Regions from separate parts of the Homo sapiens genome. Here all the other regions are linked to region 3. A link is a contact called in ENCODE Hi-C or POLR2A ChIA-PET data. All regions are on one chromosome and are shown on one strand. Each heading gives the region's core, a stretch centred on a gene start or an enhancer-like site at or near the end of the contact. The rest is flanking DNA. Distances are from core to core; before and after follow the strand shown.

Region 1 (2,700 bases), core at 115-2,614, 3.1 Mb after region 3:
GTAGATGTGTGCCTTCTCTTTTCTTTTTTGTTTATCTTTTGGAAGAGACAGTCTTGTTATGTTGCCCAAGCTGGTCTTGAACTCCTGGGCACATGCAAAGTGAAAGCAGAGAAAGAGTGGACTTACCCCAGAGGCGGATGGTTCTGCAGTGTGCAAGGCCATTTCAGAATACACATAGAGAAAACAGGAGAATAGGTGGTGAGGGTTTTGGGGAAAGAGCCAATTTTGGTTGAAAAAGTAGGGGAAACCCCAGACATTGTACCATCTCAGGGTTGAGACTGCTTGCCTAGCTTTTGAGATTTTTTTTTTCCCCAGACCCCTCAACTCCTGAGATCTTATCGGGAAGCTGCTGATCACCAGTTTTAGGTGTTTTTATCTATTGGGAGACTGCCTTTCTCTGGTCTGGCTGCAACCAATTATTATTTTAGAGAGACAGCTTAACCTGACAACCACGTCATGGTTGCCTCACATTGCTGGTCGGGGAGTGGCCCCTCTCCTGCCCTGCTCAGGTCTGACTACTTACTGTAACAATTGCAAGGTTTTTGGATGGAACAATTGAAAGAATGGAGCTTGCATGAACCAAAATAAGAAAAGACTATGAGAGGGCATTGTTGAAGATGGAGGCAAAAATTCTGAGTGGATCCTGATGTGTTCGGATGGGGCTGGTGCTTGGGAGGCTGCTCTGTGCTTACAAGAAGAGTTCTACCCGGTCCATCTTTATCACATCTTCTCTAATACTAAGTTCAGAGAGGCTTTAGCTCATTTTCCATTTTCTTGGGCTGTCTCCTCTGCCAGACAAAGTGCCTATTTCTCCTGTCTCTATCACCGAGCCACACAATTGCTGTAGTCATTTGCAGTCTACTAGAACGATAACACATATTGGCATCAGACAGATCTTGGTTCAAAACCTCGCTCCACCAGTTTCTGTGTTGAGCTAGACCAAGTGACATGATATACTGAGTCTCAGTTCCTTATTTGTAAAATGGTGATAATAATTTTTGGTTAAGTAATTAAAGTAAGGATAAATGATGCCTTTCGAAGAAGGACACAACTGGAATGGCCAGTTTACCCCTTGTCCCCTCTTCGGTGGCATTATTTATTCTGGAGTAAGGAGGGATGGCTGAGGGAATCTGTCTGTGGGTCCAACATGGCGCCGTCCTGCTCCTTGTATGAGCCTCAAAGATGGGGACAACCATTTGGGGGCAGACATGTTTGTAGCACGAGATCCAGGCTCAGTCCCGAGGCAGCCGGAACGTGACGCAAGGTTGAGGCGGGGCTCCTCCCCCGCACCCTGGCGTCGAGCGTCTCGTGACAGGTACTTCCGCTCGGGGCGGCGGCGGTGGCGGAAGTGGGAGCGGGCCTGGAGTCTTGGCCATAAAGCCTGAGGCGGCGGCAGCGGCGGAGTTGGCGGCTTGGAGAGCTCGGGAGAGTTCCCTGGAACCAGAACTTGGACCTTCTCGCTTCTGTCCTCCGTTTAGTCTCCTCCTCGGCGGGAGCCCTCGCGACGCGCCCGGCCCGGAGCCCCCAGCGCAGCGGCCGCGGTAAGCAGCGGGCCCAGCCCGGCCGGCGGCCTGGCCCCATCCCCCCCCTCAGCCCCTCGGTCGCCAGGGCCTCGCGTCCTCCCTGTCCTCCTGGGCAGGCTCCAGTCCCAGCCCTGGCCACGCGGGCACACCCGGCATCGCTCAGGCCCCCGGAGCAGGCCAAGACCCCACCCGGCTTGGAGAGGTCGGAGGTCGTCGGGCGTGACCTCTGGCCGGGTTGCCCGCCCCGGCCACCCGTCTCGGACGCTCTGTTTACTGTTGGCCTGGATCTCAGAGACCCGAGAGGGTTCCTTGACTTGGGCGGCCCTGCGCCGCGGCAGGACGCGCTGGCCAGTGGAGTTCCTTAGCGCGGCGAGCAGGAGGGTGTCAGAGCCCACGCCGCCCGCCGCCGTGCCCACCCGGCGGGCATGGGTCACAGGCGCTGGGGGCCGAGCCGCGTTCCCATCCGGTTCTTCAGTTGAACAGCCTGACCCTGTTAGTGGGAGTTCCCTGACGGCAACTGAGTCAAGGCAGTGAGTCAGGTCACGTGCGCTGGGCTCGCCTCGACACTTGTGTACATTGAGGCGCCTCTGGCGCTGGGAGACAGGGAGCTTTTTGTCCTAGGCATGTTACGGTAAATCCTGAGAGAAGTTTTTCAACTTAATCGAGGAAAGATGGTAGTTGGATGTAGAGTTGTGTTTCCATTCCGACCGTGTTTGGGGCCTCTTTCTGCATTCATTTTAGGCTTGATACCTAATGGGGTCATAAGGGGAATATTGAGAATATTGACAGCAAATATTTGAGCGTTTATTGTATGCTAGGCAGCGTGGCAAGACCTTTTAACAGATCATTATGTTTAGTTCTTTGAACAACCCTCTGAAGTACCACTGTTGTGCCCACTTAACACAGTGGGAAGTTGAACAGAGAGGCTAAGCCATTTGGCCAAGGTCACACAGCTAATAAGTTACGAAGCAGAGATGCAAGCCCAGGCAGTCAGACTCCAGAGCACTGTATTAAATTTCTAGGTTGTACTGCTTTCACGTACCCCTGAAGCTTGCTGGTTTATCTTTTGCTACCTGGTATCTGTACCTCAGTGCCTCCCACCACCTCCTTTCTTTCTATTGATGTCATTTGAAAGTCTTTCTGGTAGCATCAGTTCTCCCTTAAAGCCATAAGAAAT
Region 2 (2,700 bases), core at 65-2,564, 3.3 Mb after region 3:
AGGGCCCATGTGCCACGTTCAGAGCACTGTTGGGCTGTGAGGTGCCAGGCATGCCCTGCCTCCTACGTGGGCCCCTATGGCCTGGCCTTGAAACCGCCACTGCAAAATTATAACCGAGACAATGAAAGAGATCTGACCTAACCAACTCCATCTTGCTTCTAACCTCCAAGCTGTCCTTGTTCATTCCTGAGCGTAGGCTGAACTAACCTTGGGAAGGAATGAGTTTATAGTTTAACTTCAAAACAAAAATAGCCCTTTCCCGGGAAAACAACAACAACAACAACAAAAAACAACCTCTTCTTGCCTGGGACCAGTTGGCCTTTGGAGGACTAACAAATTAGCTATAAGATTAGAAATTACAGTTTAGAGGCCATACAGCCTTTGGTTGCAAGAGTCTGAACGTCCCCCAAATTGTTCCTGGGAATAACATCACTGTTGTAAAACCTACCAACACCCAGACTGGTAATCTGGCTCAACTAGTTCTGCAATCCCATTCAGGAACAGAAGACAGCAAGAAAAACTCACTTCGGCCCCCTATCAGTCCATCTCCAACCCGACCAATCATGCACCTCCCACTTCCCGAGCTTCTACTCGCCAAATTATCCTTAAAAATTCCGATCCGTTTTTGGGGAGACCGATTTGGCTAATAAAACTCCCTTTCCAACACACCCGGCTCTGCGTGAATTACTCTCTCTCTATTGCAATTTCCGTCTTGATAAATCAGCTGTCTAGTCAGCGGGCTGTAACCTTGGGCGGTTACAGCCTGGCCTGTCCCATCCCATCCAATAGTTCCCATCTCTTCTCAGCTCTCTCTGTAGTTTCTCTTCCTCCGCCTGCCTTTTAAGTTAGTGTTTCCCAGGACAGAGGTGACTCAGTTGTATCCAGACCGCTCTGTGACTGAACACCCACTTTCTTTTCCTTTTCCAAAAAATATATGTAACATACATGTCAACTAGGAACAAAACAGTATCTCAGGAATCCACCATCCAGTTAAAAATGGACCCTTACCCTTACCGTGCCCCTGCAGAGACCCCAATACAGCGCATTTCCCTCATTCTTTTGCTTTTCTCAAGTTTTACCACGGCCTCGTGGCCACAAGTGACAAAAGAGACAAGTGGAGGCAGCTGAGCCGGCCTTTAGGTTTCTGTACACAGGGAGATTTCCCATGGCTGGCATTTATGGAAACAACCGCTGGTATGTGAAAAACAGGTCCGTCACCGCCGTCACGACGGCCAGAGATTATACCCGCCGAGATGCCCGCGGCCCAGGGCCTACAATTTCCTCCGGCCAGCTCCTTTGGCCGCGCAAGCGCAGTGGGGCCGGCGGGAAGCGTAGGCGTGTGACGTCATCAGGCGGCGCGGGCCAGCCAGGTGCACGTGACTAAGGCCTTGGGCGCGGCAGGTGGTAGCCTTCCCGCCCTTCTGGCCTCTCCATCCCCTGCTGCGGGGGACCGCGCAAGCGCAGTGAGTACTGCACGTTGTCGCGGGCCAGTAACGTCATCAGACGTGTGTGTGTCCCTGCGGCGCTAAGAAGGGGAGACTGAGGCTGAGGCTGGGGAACATCGGGCAGCATGAGCGGCTGCGGGCTCTTCCTGCGCACCACGGCTGCGGCTCGTGCCTGCCGGGGTCTGGTGGTCTCTACCGCGAACCGGCGGCTACTGCGCACCAGCCCGCCTGTACGAGCTTTCGCCAAAGAGCTTTTCCTAGGCAAAATCAAGAAGGTAACGCGAGCCCTGGGCGAACCCTTGCTGTCTGGCTCCCGCTTTTCACCCTCAGCTGCAAGACTGGTGTTGAACTTTGTGAGATTCCCCAAACCTGCCAGAGAGATACACCCTGCGGCCGAGGCGTGTTAACACTCCGGATTCCTGAGTTCCAGGAAAACCTTCCCAGAGAAAGGGTGAGACATTTCCAAGACGGGGGACCCTTGGAAATGTGGTGGTGACGTGTTCCAGCTAAATTTTGTCAGGGGAATTCGGAAAACTCTAGGCTAGGTAATTAACAAAGCAGCCTTCATCTCAGCTGGTCTGGTCTGGAAATGTGCGGGGCTTCCTCTCTGATTCCTAAACAGCTTACACCATGTCCCTCCTCAGTCACCTTCCAGCGCCCTGGGGCTTCCTTCCCCAGGTGAGCCCAGCGCCTCTCCCTGCCATTGAGGTTCCTCAGAAATCTGGCTCCAAGATGCTTCCCAAGGGTGGCACAACCCAGCCAATAGTAACAGTTTGGTTATAAAACACTCATTGTCTTCTTAGAGTTGGAAGACTTGGGTTTGGTCTTGGCTCGTTGACTTTGAAACTCAGTTGTTTTTTTTGAGACAGAGTCGCGCTCTTGTCGCCCAGGCTGGAGTGCTCACTGCAACCTCCCTCCTGGGTTCAAGCGATTCTCCTGCCTCAGCCTCCGGAGTAGCTGGGATTACAGGCGCCTGCCCGGCTTTTTTTTTTTTTGTATTTTTAGCAGAGACGGGGTTTCACCATGTTGGCCAAGCTGGTCTAGAACTGACCTCGGGTGATCCGCCCACCTCGGCCTCCCACAGTGCTGGGATTACAGGGGTGAGCCACCGCGCCCGGCCAAGACTCAGTTCTTTCAGCCTTAAAATGGAGATAGTGTTGTGTCTCCTTCACAGATGTGTTGTAGAGCCCCAGTGAGATAAACGGTGCATGGAGAGTCTTCTTAAACTGTAGAGTACTGTGCAGCAGAAGAGAGA
Region 3 (2,700 bases), core at 93-2,592:
TGTACATTCCCCTTTCCAAGTCACAAATACCTTCAGGGCAAGAATCTTTTCTGATTCTGGAGAAGCTCTGGACAAGTAAGTTTTGAGCACCAGTATTTGCTACCCTCTCGAGAAAGCTGAGTTAAACAGTTCCTGCCCTCGCAGTCTATCAGAGAAAGCTGGCTTGTAAATAAATTGCAACATAGGCAAAAGCAGAAGTGAGTACAGAATTAAATCTGAGGAAGCATTAACTCTCTGACTGTAGAGGAAGTTCAGGGATACATTTCTGTGTTCCTCAAAAGGCCTTCCATAAATACCTGTTGAATGAACAAATGAATGGATTAAATCTTTTAGGCGAGGTCCCAGATCCAAACGAGATGTATCAGTAGCTTCTGGAAGCCAGTGAAAAAACTTTTATCTTTCAACAATTGCGGGATGCAGCCTCCAGGGCATATTCACCCCTACCTCCACCTCGGGAAATAATTTTGGAGAAAGGAGCATACCTGTACTGCCAGCCTTTTGCACTGCCACCGCGGCTGCTGCTGCTGCTACTGATTCCACCTCCACAGCTGCTGTTCTTGTTCGGGGTCACCGCTGTGGCCTGGCCCTCCAGCTTTCCTTCGCTCTCCGAGACTTTCATTGTGGACACTGGTTCACCCCCCTGCATCTTAACGCCAAAGTCCACTTGCCCTTCTTGAGCGGGAGAGAACAATTCTGTAGTTCTGTAGGTGACTTTTTTTTTTTAAGATTTGATCTGAATATGATACCGGTTGCTAAATCACACGGCGGCTGGGGCGGGACTGTCAAATGGTCCAGAAAAGGAAGATACACATTCCCACAGAAGTTAAACTTTTGAGAGGGCAGGGGAAGCAACGAGGACAGATATCCTTCACATGTATCTCTCTCCTTTCCGGCAAAAGCAAGGAGGAAAAAGCATCCGGCGAGAAGACTTAAGTGACATACTCAAAAGAGAAGGAGTGTGGGGAGGTCGCAGATTCTGTAGCCAAGACGGCTGGGAAAAGGACGGAGCGCCACGGACAGGGGACCCGCGGCCTAACCTCGGGGCTGACCCGCCGCGCTCCCTCGTCTCCTCCGCAGGTCCTCAGGCAGTGCGTCCAGTCAAGCCCGCTCGGCAGTTCCCGCCGCAGCCCCCGAGATACAGCCAGGGCCGGCGCGCGCAGCCGGGGAGGAGGGTCGGGGAATGAGGCCGCCGGGGGCGGGACGCCGGCTCCCGGGGCCGCCTCTCCCAGGGCCAGAGGCGAGCCACTCGGGACAACTTCCTCTTATGCCCCTGGCCCGGGCCCTCGACTGGGTTCCCAGGAGCCGGTGAGTCTCTCGCGCTATCTCCAGACCCAAGCGCGAATGCCAGGGCCGCGGCCGCCGCCCCACCCACAGCCCCACAGCCCCACAGCCCCACAGCGGGTCAGCCACCCCCCGCCCCCTGCTCCCTTCCCGCCTTCCCTTCCGGAGTAGCGTGAGCTCACTTCCCTCACAGCCGAAGCGTCTGGCGCCATCTTGGGTCAGGGCGGCGGGTCCCTGAAGGAGGCGGAGGCTCTGGGAGCTGGTAGCTGGGCGACTGGCTGATGGGCGAGGGAGGGCGAGGGAGGGCGCCGCAACGGAACGAGGAACCCGGACAGTGAAGGAGGAAGAAACAAAGGAGCCAGCAGCACTAGAGAGTTCCCTTCTGGTGTGTGAGTGCCCGCCTTCCTTTTTTTTTTTTTTTTTTTTGAGACGGAGTCTCGCTCTGTCGCCCAGGCTGGAGTGCAGTGGCGCGATCTCGGCTCACTGCAAGCTCCGCCTCCCGGATTCACGCCATTCTCCTGCCTCAGCCTCCCAAGTAGCTGGGACTACAGGCACCCGCCACTACGCCCGGCTAGTTTTTTGTATTTTTAGTAGAGACGGGGTTTCACCGTTTTAGCCGGGATGGTCTCGATCTCCTGACCTCGTGATCCGCCCGCCTCGGCCTCCCAAAGTGCTGGGATTACAGGCGTGAGCCACCGCGCCCGGCCGAGTGCCCGCCTTCCTAACCACGTCCTAGCCTTCCATTTGAGGGGCCGTTCCAGGCATTTTAGGAAGAAAGCTTACAAAAATAAGAAAGTACAAGAACGAAGCAAACATCTGTACGTTTTAGTTACTTGGGGTGGGGGGGGGGCAAGCATGACATTGGAGTAAAGCCAATCATTATTATAAATTAAAAAGAAGCTGTCATGGAAATTAGAGATCTCAGAACAGAGCTAGGTACTCTTCCAGACCCCAGACAAATCTTTCACCTTGTTTAGGCCTTGGTTTTGGATTTGTAAAACAAGAGTGCATGGGTAGATTTCTAAAGTCTCTCCTAATTGCTAATTTTAGTTTATAATAACATGACTTGAGGCTGGGCACAGTGGCTCACGCCTGTAATCCCAGCACTTTGGGAGGCCGAGGTGGGCGGATCACTTGAGGTCAGGAGTTCGAGACCAGCCTGGCCAACATGGTGAAACCCATTCTCAACTAAAAATACAAAAATTAACCGGGCATGGTGGTGCGTGCCCGTAATCCCAGCTACTTAAGAGGCTGAGACAGAAGAATCACTTGAGCCTGGGAGGCGGACGTTGCAGTGAGCCTGAGGAAGGAGAGAGACCCTCTCATATTGTTTTATACTCAGTACCTGTTTTAAGAAAAAAAGAAACAGCAAGGAAGTAAAACCAAAGACAGGCAGCCCAGCGCCAGGCCGGAAACCAG
Region 4 (2,700 bases), core at 102-2,601, 3.0 Mb after region 3:
GCATTTAGTCCTGGGCCTGTCACACCACATATGGAACTAAGGGCCTGATGGAAGCTGAGACCCTAAAGGGCTGGGCTGGGGGCACCATGAAGGGGTTGGCCATGGTAGGGGACAGGCTGCATCATTCAGCTTTCGCTTCAGGTCTAGCCCAGTTTGAAGGTTCTCTCTTCCCTCCCTGTCATCTCCCACACCTGCCCAGGCAGGTGACAAAGCAGTCCCCAGATCCCAGGCCACCAGCCCCAGAACCAGGCCAGAGTCCCAGAGTCAGGCCCAGCTTCAAAATGGCGCCAGGCCTCATCCAAAGCATCAGGCCTTTGCAGAGGGCCCTGGGGTACACTCGGGGGCATTTCCTGTCTGAGCCTGCGGCCCCCAACCGCTGGCAGCATGGGCTTCCGGCGGGGCTGCGGCCGGGGCCTGCACTATCAGCTCGGCACCAGACGCCCGGTCAGGATACTTGTGGTGAAACTGTGAGGGCGCACTGGGTCCTTTGGGGTTTTCTCCCATGACAGCCTCCAAGACAAATGGAAGAGAGAAAGTGACACCCAGCCCTTCTTCAGCCGTGTTTTCCCCTCCCTGAGCCAGGGTCCAGGTTCAAGGCTGGGGGACTGCCATGAGGCCACCTATGACTACAGGGACATCCCAAAGCTGCAGCCATGGAAGCAGCCAGGGCCAGGCCACTAGGGTCAGGCATCTTGGCCAAGGCTGGACAAAAGGCACTGTGGCCTGGGGATCTGAATGGGAGTGGGAGTGGGTGGGCCACTCCTATACGGCCACATGAGGGCCACAGAGAAAGTACGCTGGGTCTGAGACTGAGAGGTGTCAGGTGTCTGGGGCATGTCACCTTGCGCCAAGGGATGCCCAGCCTGAACCTGGCTTTACACCTAGGGCCCCACTTCACCTCCTCCCTGAGATTTACAAGGGGGAAACTGAGGCCCTGTTTACTACTGGGGAAACCGAGGATCAGGGAAGCGCAGGGCTGCGCGTGGCGTAGGGCGCTCTGTCCCAGCAACCAAAGGATGTAAGCCCGTAGGTGGGGAGGGCAGCACCGGATGCCCCACTGGGCCCAGGGATGCACCCACCACAGGATGCTGGGGGAGCCACCGGCCTTGGCCAGCCCAGCTAGCCCTGTGGCTTTCCAGGGCAGCTGAGAGCCCAGGTCCCCATGGCTAAGCCCCTCAGCAGCCCAGTGGTCCTGAGCCCGCCGACCCCAGACCCAGTCCTAGTCCGGCCAGAGGAGGCCGTTTACGAGCCCACACCCGTAGGTGGCGCCACAGCCGGAGAATTGGCTTTGGTTCTGTTGGAGCCGCGCCGCCTTTAAATTAGCCCCACGCATGCGCGACTTTTCTAGCCCGAGCCCGCCGTCTGCGCCTGCGATTTCGCCCATACTCCCCGGTGCCCGCCTCGTGACGTGCCGCAGTGTTACGAAGGGACACCAGGGCGCAGGCGCAGCTCGCTCCTCAGGCCTGCGAGAGGCCCGCCGGCCCAGCAGAGGGCGCCCACCAATCTGCACGCGGGCCCAGCGAGTTATCTTGATTTCGGCCAAGCTTTCTGACTGCTCCAAAAAACGAAGAAAAAGATTCAGGGAGAGTAAGAGGATGAAGAGAGCTGGTGAAGCAGCTGACCAAATGGCCCGAGGTGGTATGCAGCCGCGGTAAAGCAGGGCCCCTCCGTGAGGCACAGCCGCCCGGGGGTTCCCTAGGGGAAGCAGGGGCTGCGGCAGACGCCTCTCGGGCAGGTCAGGGTATGCACCCTCCCGCAGGGGCTCCCAAGGCCGGGCGTGCGTGAGGCCAGGTCCACGGGCACACCACTGTGAACACTGATTAAACGTGGCCTCCACGGCTTCCAACCCCCAGGACAGGACCAACCCTCTGCCCCCGGCTCAGGCCAGAGCTCGGCGAGACCGTCGCTGTTTAACAAGCATTTGCTATACGCCACCTTGCATTATGACAGCATGTGACCCACACAGCCATCCTAGGAAGCAGGTAACAGCCCTACTCCATTTTGCACGGAAAGACTTGCCTGAGGTCACAGAGAGCGGCAGGCCTGGGATTTCCATCCAGGGATCCGACTGCAGAGCACGACTCTGGAGGGTCTTCCTTCTTGCTCCTCCCATCCTTCCACTGTCCTTGGATCCCCCATTTTCCCCCTGCACAATCTCCTAATCCCTATGTTCAACTTCTCATTTTCAACTGGATCTTTCCCAATGGCATTCAACACACTTGGTGTCCCCAACCTTAGAGTAGAACATTCAAGCAGCACAGCCTCCTGAAGGCCCTCACTCATCCCTTTCCCAGCCTGTTTGCGAAATGCTTTGTCAGGACTCAAAGTTAAGTCTCACTTCCGTCCAATTCCCATCCCCACACCAACACAGTTCTCAAGTCACCAATGGGTAAAAGGCTTCAGTGATCCACTCCTACAGCCAAAAGGCACTGCTCGGTCTCTTCAGCCTCAGATGGTTCACTCCTGGAAACATTTTTCCACTTGGCTTCATGACACCACAGTCCTGGTCTTTCTCGTCCCAGGTAAGGAGAGTCCTGGTCTTTGTCAACCCAGGTGGCCACTATTACTTTGTCGTCTTAATATTCAGTTCTGGATCTCTTCTTATTCTATACCCTTCCTAGGCACTGTCCCCTCCCACAGCCTCCTTCTCACCTTTTCCATAACCATGTCTAGGCCCGGCAGCCCCACATTTACCACTTG
Region 5 (2,700 bases), core at 3-2,502, 3.5 Mb after region 3:
ATCAAACCACTGCCAGGACATTGTGGCAACCACATCCTGCTGTTTTTATTCGGAGCCATTGCCAAAGCTTGGTTCTCTCCCCCACCTTCCGGTATCTGTGAAGTTTTCAGTTTCTATCAAACTCCAGCTGGGGGAGGGAACCGGGGCTGGCCCTAGTCGAGTAAAGTTCCACCACCAGGTCCACAAAGAGACTGCAGGGAGGCGTGGCCAGGCCGGAAATTCTGACAAAAAGTTTTGGCCCTCTGGTCCTAAAAGCAACTACTTCCTGATCGCTCCTAGTCCTGGGGTGGGGATGCAGTTCTCTGGCTGAGTGCCCCGCCGGTGGGCTGAGCTGGGGGCTGCCATCGCGGTGGATGGAGGTGGGGGGTCTGATCTCCGCACTCCAAGGCGCTCCGCTAGTACCTGGAACAGGGGAGTCTAACCCCCTGCCTTCCAATGGCTAAAGTTATTTTGGAGCACAGTCCCCTCCTAGGGTGTGAGCTCCGGAGGGCAGGGCCGCCTCCTCCACACTCCCTCGCCCCCCCCCCCCCCAGCAACCCACGGCCGGCGCTTTGAGGACTTGAACCCGGCCCAGACCCCGGGGCCCAGGCCTGCTCCGACCCGAGGAAGGAAAAAGGGGAAGCCAAAGGAAACTTCAGATGGACGCGGGGTGCGCTCGCCGCGGCCAGGGGCTCCGCTGCCCCCGCCCCACCCTCCGAGGGAGCGCCTTCCAGGGGCCCTGGCCGGCCTCCCACCTTGACCCGCTTGCCCTGGATCTCCAGCGTCTTCATGGTGAAGTCGACGCCGATGGTGCTTCCCTGGCGCTCCGAGAAGGCGCCGGTCTTGAAGCGCTGCACCACGCACGTCTTGCCCACGCTTGCGTCGCCCACCAGCACCAGCTTGAACAGGAAATCGTACTGCTCGTCCGGGTCCCCCGGGCCTGGGCCCGGCCCTGCCATGGCCTAGAAGAAGCCGAAGGGCCGGCGCTCTGGACGCTGGGACCGGCCTGAGCTCACGCAAGCCGCGGGCCGAGCTCCGCCCGCTCCAGCCCACGGGCCGCCTGGCTACGTGGAGCCGCCGCAACACCTGAACCCCCAGCACTGCCGACCGCCTGCCTCGGCCTCGGCCCCGCCCCACCCCGGCTGGCTCCCGCCCCGGCCCGGCTCGGCCCCGCCCGGACCCGGTGCCCCGCGGGTTCGGCTCCCCCCCGGACCCGCCAAGCCGGGCCCTCCGCAAAGCTCCGGCCGGTCCTCAGCTCCGTGCCACACCAGTCTGGCCTGTAGGCCCGCCCCAGCCCGCCCCCGCCCGCCCCCGGCTCCGCCCTCAGGCTGGCACCCACTCCGCCCCCAGCCCAACCCTCGGGCCCACCTCAGCCCGACCCGGGTTCCGCCTACGTCCCCGCCCCCGACTCCGCCCTCAGCTCCGACCTCGACTCCGCCCCCAGGCCCACCTCAGCGCGCCCCGACTCCGACCCGACTCTGCCCTCAGCCCGACCTCGACTCCGCCCACAGGACCACCTCAGCCCGCCCCGACTCCGCCCTCAGCCCGAACTCGACTCCGTCCCCAGCTCCGACCTCGACTCTGCCTTCAGGCCCACCTCAGCCCTCCCCGACTCCGCCTTCAGCCCGACCTCGACTCCGCCCTCAGGCCCACCTCAGCACACCGCCCCGACTCCGCCCACAGGCCCACCTCAGCCCGCCCCGACTCCGCCCTCAGGCTCACCTCAGCTCTGACTCCGCCCCACCCGACTCCGCCCTCAGCCCCGACCCCAGCCCGACCCCGCCCTCAGCACCTCGGCCCCTCCTCCATCAACACCCCGGCGCGCCCACACCGCGGATCCGTCTGGCCCCCAAACCGCTGCCCACCCCGACCCTTCATCAGCTGGGACCCCCAGGTGCTGTCCCGCGCCTCCTGCTCGCCCCCCACCCAGGCCTGGTCCGCCTGCCCGGGATCCCCTACCTGCTGCCTCCCAGACCGCCGGTCAGGGACAGGCGGAGACCATGGCTGGAGCTCCGGGCCTGCAGGCCTAGACTAAGAATGACCCCCTCCGGAATGGATCACGGAGGAAGGGGACGACCACAGCAGTGTCACCTGAGTGCCCACTCTGACAGGCGGGCAGTGCAGTCTCCGAGAGTGGTGGGGGTCGCTCTTCCCAGGGGCGGAAGGGAAGGGAGGGAGCAGGCTGCAGAAGGCCAGAATCCAGGCTGGCTACAAAACTGCGGAGGAGCCCAAAATCCTTGTGAGGAGAGGACCCAGGGCCCCATTTGATGGGAAGCTAGGCCAGAAGGAGGAGCTGGGAGCTCTTGTCTCCAAAAGGCAGCCTAGCAGTGGTTGAAGCAGCTGCTAAACGGCTGGATGACCCAGCTCAGAGCAGCTACAGGCCCATTTGGGAAACTGACCCAGCCAAAAAGCACCAGTCTAGGAAGAGGAACAGAAAAACTTGAAGGGATTTCTGAGGAAGGGCAGACCAACTCCTGAGTTGGCCCAGTGAACCAGGGCGCCTCAGAGAAAGGAGACCCAAACATCTGTAAGAAGCTTATACTAGATCCAACAGGACTGGGCTTCCCAGCTCCGAAGATGGGAAGGAATTGACAGCACCCCTTACCCCTCTAGACAGCTTCCTTGTGGCACTCCAATTCCAGGTATTCAACATATTTAATGAATGGCTACTACAGGCGGGCATTGTCCTGGGGCCTTGTAATGCACCTGTGGACAAAGCAG
Region 6 (2,700 bases), core at 50-2,549, 3.8 Mb after region 3:
CCTCATCTCAAAAAAAAACCCACTAAACTAAAACTTCATTAAAGTTCCAATGTGTCTTCTATGATGAAAACATACTTTTAAAATTAAAAAAAAAATTTCAGTAAAGTGTATCCTAATCACTAAACCACAGATTGTAAAAGGTGGATGGGTCTAGAGAGATCATTTAACCCAAGTTCTTTTCTACAAATAGGGAAACTGCAAGAACTAGAATTAGAATCAAGGTTTTCTGATGTAATTTGGGGTAAAATAATTTTGAGGAGCTGGATGGATCTTATGAAATGATATTGTTTACAATTTTAGAGATAAAAATACTGAAGCCTGGTGGAATCAGCACAAACTCTTAAGAGACTGGGGCTCAAATTCCAGCTCTACCAGCTGTAAGTTTAGCAGCAAGTTACTTAACATCTCAAAGTCTCGGTAAAAGACTCTGTAAAAAGAAGGTGATGCCTCTTTCAAAGTAGTTCTTAGTATTAAATTTTGAAAAAAGTAGGTAAATCTTAACCTCCTATCACACACGTAGTCTAATGACTTCCTAGGATCCTCCAACCCCAAGGGGACCTCTTTCACAAAACCTCCCGGCTCCCCCCCAGTCTCCCTAGTCATCTTAGATGAGGAAGTCGAGCGCACCCCAGGGCTGATCGCACAGGAAGAGCACCTGGGCTCCAGACCCTAGTAACTAAACCCGTGGGCTTCGAGGTTTCTGCCGACCCTCTGTCAAAGGTTAGAAAGGCCCACACACTGTCCACTCTCCCGATACCATTTTACAGGTGGTGAAACTGAGGCCCAAAAGGGGACAGTAACTTACCGGAGGTCATTCGGCGGGTCTGGGACTAGGCGCTCACTAGAGGTGACGGTGGGGGCAGCTCCGCGGTCCCCCAGACTCAGACTCTCCAGCCCAGTCGTGCCCATCGAGCAGGGTCCGGCTGCAGCAACGAGCCCAGCGCCGCAACGCCCAGGGTGTGGGGCGGAGTAAGATGTGAAACCTCTTCAGCTCACGGCACCGGGCTGCAACCGAGGTCTGAATGTTGCGAAAGCGCCCCAGACGCCGCCGCTGCTTTCCGGCCGCCCCCTCGGCTACAGCCGCCATTTCCACGCTCCACCAATCAAATCCATTCTCGAGGAAGACGCACCGCCCCCACACGCCCCGACCAATCGCTCGCGCTCTGGTTGCGCTGGCGCCTTAGGGGCTCCAGTGCCACCATTGCTTTTGCTGCTTTTCTGGCTTTCCCTTTCGGACATGCGCGCTCGGAGCAAGGCGCCCTCGCACTCAGCTTACCGCGCATGTACGTTGCCAGGGGTAACGCAGGTAGCCAAAGTGGCTTGTGGAGTGGCGACCGTTAGTGAGGCGGTTGCTGAGACAGACGCTGAGGCGGGTAGGAGGAGCCCGAGCCGTAAGGGAAGCCGTGATGAGGGCCGTGTTGACGTGGAGAGATAAAGCCGAGCACTGGTGAGGAGCGGGGCGGTTCGCGAAGAGCAGGAGGTCGAGTCCTCGCGGGGAGTGCGCGAGCCGCTGCAGCGTGTTTGAGGGGGGCAGCGGGCTTGCTGCCTGGGCCGAGGGCACTGAACCCCGGCCTGGGAGACTGCAGGGTCGCCCTCCCGCCCCTTGGCGGTTGGAGAAACTCCCGAGGGTTGGAGAGCGGCAAAGGGAGGTGCCGCGCCTGAGGTGGTGGCGGGTGGAGGCGGCTCTTCCCTCACGGTCTGGCCCTGTCGCTGCCTTGGATTCATCTCACACCCACGAGACAGCACGAAGCTGCTCAAGCTTCACAGTTCTTGCCACATCCACATAGTACCCATACTCTTGTTTTCTTGACGTTTTTCTCTAAATTGTCTCATTTATTTTAATTATGATTTCACATTTTACAAGGAAACTTTATTACTCCATTTATGAAAACCAGTGTCACTTGCTCTAAATGTTAAGATAAAATCAGCGTCGCTTGCTCTAAGTGTAAAAGTAAAACTTAAAGTAGGGAGAAACAAAACTGAACAAGCTGTAGCTAGCTATTGTTGCTAGGGAGCCTTTAAACCTGAGATCTCGTTTCTCTAAAACTGGAGATGGGCAGGTATGATCAGAAAGGTGCTCAAAATGAGCACCAAACACAAGCTCTCCTAATTGGGAAGTCTGAAAAAGAACTGAAGGGGAATGACTTTGTCACCTTTTGATTCAGTTATTTAATGTCCTATTCCATTGTTATCGCCTAAATCTATAACATAGCAGTCTGTTTTGTCATATTCTTACTTATGGGATAGGTCTTGGCCTGACTTTGAAAATCATTCAGCATTGTTGTGAAGCCTCTGTTCTGGCCACTGGAGCAGGTTACTTGTCTTTGGTTCTGTCCCTTCTGAGATCTTTCTCTGTGTAAAGCATGCCGTCTCTCCTCATCTCACACGGAAATCCTGAACATCCTTCAAGGCTCACGTTGGAGACGGGTCCTCTCTTTTGTGTTCGGCACTAGTGGTAGCTGACACTATGTGCCAGGTGCTGGCTAAGCACTTCATATCCTTTATCTCGTTGTGTCTTCACCACTCTCTAAGGTAGGTACTATAATTTCCTCTATTTTATGTATGAGGAAACTGAAGCCCAGAGAGGGTGGATAATTTGCCAGCGTCACACAGTGAGGGGTGGAACCAGCTTTCAAGCTCAGGTCTTCCTCACTCCAACGTCAACGCTCTCAGCCACTACATTAATTTTTCCTTATGTTA
Region 7 (2,700 bases), core at 89-2,588, 4.5 Mb after region 3:
GGTTGGGCCAGGATTTGAAGCAGGCAGGCTGTCTCCTGGGTCTGAACTCTCAACTACTACACCCTAATCAAACAATCCCTCTGGTCAAATGTGAGTGATAATAATAGTACCCACCTCGTGGGTGTTGATGGTGAGCCCAAGTTAGCATTCAGCGTGGGCATGTGAACAATTATAGTCAATACTGAATGGAGACCTATGATGCTTTTATGAAGGTTTCTATTTTGGGTTAAAAATGCACAAATTTCTCCTGACCAGAAATGATCTCTGAGTGCTAAATATTTCATGTCAATGGAATAACGCAAATGATTAAGCAACACCCCATAAAATGGGGCAGACCCAGGGAGGAATATATATCCAAACTGACTCATCCCAGTGAGCTCACCGCACATGAATTACAAATGGAGCAGGGTGCATTAAGCCCCTCTGCTGGCAGAAGGGAGGCTGCTGCCTGCCATGCGCCTGTGCTGAGAATGGCAGGTCCCCAGGGAGAGGAGAGGCCACCCCCTTCTCTGTCTCTTCCATCACAGGAGTGAAAGCCTCAGCGCATGAGCTGATTCTGTGCAGTGCTCGACATACAGATGAGAACACTGAGGCCCGAGGGACAGCCTTTGACCTGGTCACCGTGCTCAGGAGGAGGTGGTTACCCGCGGGCCTGAGGGTGCTGACTTTTTAGAATGGGCGAGGGCAGCTGTGTCCCAGTGACCAGAACGATTACTGCCTTTAAAAAGTCATGAAAATGATCGTGAACTGTACCCCACACCGAGCGCGCGTCTGCCCCCCAAGACTGTGGAGACGCCCCCAGCTTCCGCCGCCAGCTCGCGGGGCAGGAGGGGTGAGAGCGACTCTGGCCAGGCCCCAGGGACGGGGACCGGGTCTCGTGGCCCTGACCGGGGAGAGCCCAGGAACTCACGTGGCAGGAGCGCCGGGGGTTTCAGCAGGGAGACCCATCCCGTCTGCCCCTGGACTTCCGCAAGCCCCGCAGGCCTCTCCGCTCGCCCCGCCGCCCACCTGCCAGGGGAAGGAGCGCAGTGTGCGCGCCGCTAGGAAGCGGCGCTCGAAACTCTGCAGCAAGAGTTTGGTACCCGCGTTCTCCTCAGGCGCCATGACGTGGGCGGGGCCGCAGCGTTGCCAGGAGACCGGGCGGAAGCCGGGCCTGGACTGAAAAGGGGGCGGGCCCAGGGTAGTGCGCGGAGGCAGAGAGGTGGCGGGGCCTAGGGGTAGGGTCAGGAGGAGCGTCCTGGGGGCGGGCGCTAGGGCGGGGCCAAGATGAGCTTAGGAGGGTGGGGCCTGGGGTGGGGCCAGGATGAGCGTCATGAGAGCGAGGCCTGGGGTAGGGCCAGAATTAACGTCGTTGGGGCAGGTCCTGGGTAGATTCCAGGTTGGCGGGTCCTGGGGCGGGGCCAGGATAGGGCGATCCTGGAAGCTGGGCTTCGGAAGCGTCCAGGTTGGTGGCGTCCTGGAGGCGGTGCCTTGCGTGAGGGCAGGATAAGAGTCCTGGAGGCGGGCATTAGGGCGGGGATAAACGCCATTGGGTTCAGGAGGCGGGACTCGGAGCAGAGCCCAGGAGACAGGTCCTAGGGCGGGGCTAAGGCCAGACCCAGAGAAGGGCTCAGGAGGCGGGGCCGGGGCGGGGCGTTGACTATGTCTTAGCACATGGCCAGGCGGTGCGCGGACTCTGGGAGGCGGAGCTTAGGACGGGCCCACGTGGGGAGGGGCCCAGGGTCCGGGAGGCGGGGCGGAGTCCAGGCTGCGGGCTGCGCTCAGGAGGCGGGCCCTGGGAGGCGGAGCTTAGGGAGGGGCCGGTGTCGGGAGGGACCCAGGGACTGGGAGGCCGGTCGGGGCTGGGCTCAGGGGCCCAGACCTAGCTGGGCTTGGGGCGGGGCCGAGACGGAGCGAGGGGTCCAGGGTGTGGGAAACGGGGAGGGGTTTGAGGAGGGGATCGGAATGTGGCTCAAGTTCGGGAGGCGTTACCTGCGGAGGGTTTGAGGCAGGTCCAGGAGCGAGCCCACGGTCTGCCGACGCGGGGCCAGGGGCGGGCCCCAGGATCCGGAGCTTCGGGCGGGGCCGAGTCCGGGTTTGGGGCCCGGGAGGCGGGGCCAGTTAGAGCGAGGGTCCCTGGGATCGTCAGGTCAGGCCTTGGGCTAACGTAGGCACTCGCAGTTCCTCCGCCTTCAGGAAGGTCTTTTTAGCAGGGGCCTTACGGGTGCGCGCTTCGGTCCTGGAGGCCTTATCCTAGCCTCCTCTCTCCATCAGCGCCACCCGTCTGGGGCCCAAAAGGAGGGAGCTTTACCTCTGTCCCCCAGCCTTTGGAGTGTCACCAAACAAGCCATTCGTTCACCAAATACTTATTAAGTGCCTGACAACGGAGATGTAACGGTGAGAAAAACTCGGTGTTGTCCAGGCCCTCCAGGGGCTCAGGGGCTCGTGGAAGAAGTGGACATTGAAGTATTTATCACACAAATGAGTGTAAAAGTACAATAGCATATCTGCCACGAAGGTGAGCAGACAGAGCTAGCGGGGCTTGCAGGAGGAGTTTTGATCTTGCGGGGACAGGAAGGAGGAGTTAGCTCCTGCGGGGTGGGATTGGGGGTTGTGGTGATATAGACGTGGGGACAGAGTGGAAAACAACAAAAATATAATTATTTTAGTTCAAAGTTATTGTGTCTTGAGTTGAAAGGCAGGGCAGTTAGCAACACAGTT

Evidence for each region. Hi-C counts contacts between places; a loop is a spot of excess contacts on that map. ChIA-PET counts read pairs that join two places held with the same protein, here RNA polymerase II (POLR2A). Pooled maps may share reads with other maps.
Region 1: a map of B cell shows a loop between it and region 3 (9-fold over the local background). The contact joins the promoter of RAB7A here to the promoter of OSBPL11 in region 3. A Hi-C loop is called at or near these places in 1 of 168 maps with a recorded cell type or tissue (B cell) and 1 of 50 pooled maps. POLR2A ChIA-PET finds 5 or more read pairs at or near these places in 1 of 52 experiments (RWPE1).
Region 2: a pooled map shows a loop between it and region 3 (8-fold over the local background). The contact joins the promoter of ACAD9-DT here to the promoter of OSBPL11 in region 3. A Hi-C loop is called at or near these places in 5 of 50 pooled maps. POLR2A ChIA-PET finds 5 or more read pairs at or near these places in 2 of 52 experiments (CD4-positive, alpha-beta T cell and activated B cell).
Region 4: a loop to region 3 is called in a map of CD8-positive, alpha-beta T cell, with 20 times the contacts of the local background. The contact joins the enhancer-like site here to the promoter of OSBPL11 in region 3. A Hi-C loop is called at or near these places in 1 of 168 maps with a recorded cell type or tissue (CD8-positive, alpha-beta T cell) and 4 of 50 pooled maps. POLR2A ChIA-PET finds 5 or more read pairs at or near these places in 1 of 52 experiments (Panc1).
Region 5: a pooled map shows a loop between it and region 3 (7-fold over the local background). The contact joins the promoter of RAB43 here to the promoter of OSBPL11 in region 3. A Hi-C loop is called at or near these places in 3 of 50 pooled maps. POLR2A ChIA-PET finds 5 or more read pairs at or near these places in 2 of 52 experiments (B cell and activated T-cell).
Region 6: a map of naive thymus-derived CD4-positive, alpha-beta T cell shows a loop between it and region 3 (14-fold over the local background). The contact joins the promoter of IFT122 here to the promoter of OSBPL11 in region 3. A Hi-C loop is called at or near these places in 1 of 168 maps with a recorded cell type or tissue (naive thymus-derived CD4-positive, alpha-beta T cell) and 6 of 50 pooled maps. POLR2A ChIA-PET finds 5 or more read pairs at or near these places in 2 of 52 experiments (B cell and GM10248).
Region 7: a loop to region 3 is called in a map of B cell, with 16 times the contacts of the local background. The contact joins the promoter of LINC02021 here to the promoter of OSBPL11 in region 3. A Hi-C loop is called at or near these places in 1 of 168 maps with a recorded cell type or tissue (B cell) and 5 of 50 pooled maps. POLR2A ChIA-PET finds 5 or more read pairs at or near these places in 2 of 52 experiments (A673 and PC-3).

Annotation. Positions count from the first base shown.
Region 1 is chr3:128,724,819-128,727,518 of GRCh38, forward strand. RAB7A (RAB7A, member RAS oncogene family) reads left to right here and starts at 1,365. Exons shown (of 6, transcript NM_004637.6): 1 at 1,365-1,541. RefSeq lists enhancers at 1,089-1,218, 1,248-2,232 and a silencer at 1,499-1,788.
Region 2 is chr3:128,878,122-128,880,821 of GRCh38, forward strand. It overlaps ACAD9-DT (ACAD9 divergent transcript), which reads right to left and starts at 1,315. Exons shown (of 3, transcript NR_186174.1): 1 at 1,015-1,315. ACAD9 (acyl-CoA dehydrogenase family member 9) reads left to right here and starts at 1,499. Exons shown (of 18, transcript NM_014049.5): 1 at 1,499-1,720. The coding sequence starts at 1,571. RefSeq lists enhancers at 369-1,220, 1,076-1,625, 1,221-2,073, 1,686-1,765, 2,074-2,700.
Region 3 is chr3:125,594,155-125,596,854 of GRCh38, forward strand. It overlaps OSBPL11 (oxysterol binding protein like 11), which reads right to left and starts at 1,343. Exons shown (of 13, transcript NM_022776.5): 1 at 483-1,343. The coding sequence starts at 646. RefSeq lists an enhancer at 891-950 and a silencer at 1,051-1,460.
Region 4 is chr3:128,616,365-128,619,064 of GRCh38, forward strand. No RefSeq gene overlaps it. Among named protein-coding and RNA genes, the nearest start is that of RPN1, 33 kb to the right of the region's middle. RefSeq lists enhancers at 1,456-1,745, 1,539-2,050, 1,766-1,815. Within about 2 kb of position 1,352, at least 32 of the 41 ENCODE cell types and tissues checked have a DNase peak (open chromatin) inside an H3K27ac peak, as active enhancers do; they include CD8-positive, alpha-beta T cell, where a contact is called at or near this core.
Region 5 is chr3:129,120,552-129,123,251 of GRCh38, forward strand. It overlaps RAB43 (RAB43, member RAS oncogene family), which reads right to left and starts at 1,253. Exons shown (of 3, transcript NM_198490.3): 1 at 735-1,253. The coding sequence starts at 938. All of the region lies in intron 11 of ISY1-RAB43 (ISY1-RAB43 readthrough), which reads right to left. RefSeq lists an enhancer at 1-282 and silencers at 1,063-1,242, 1,263-1,482.
Region 6 is chr3:129,438,925-129,441,624 of GRCh38, forward strand. It overlaps IFT122 (intraflagellar transport 122), which reads left to right and starts at 1,300. Exons shown (of 30, transcript NM_052989.3): 1 at 1,300-1,447. The coding sequence starts at 1,407. It overlaps MBD4 (methyl-CpG binding domain 4, DNA glycosylase), which reads right to left and starts at 1,024. Exons shown (of 8, transcript NM_001276270.2): 1 at 806-1,024. The coding sequence starts at 909. RefSeq lists enhancers at 854-933, 1,024-1,163, 1,364-1,573, 1,724-1,773, 1,804-1,853 and 1 more.
Region 7 is chr3:130,110,369-130,113,068 of GRCh38, forward strand. LINC02021 (long intergenic non-protein coding RNA 2021) reads left to right here and starts at 1,339. Exons shown (of 3, transcript NR_146653.1): 1 at 1,339-1,444; 2 at 2,254-2,376. It also overlaps the pseudogene FAM86HP. RefSeq lists enhancers at 410-599, 700-749 and silencers at 1,750-1,799, 1,870-2,039.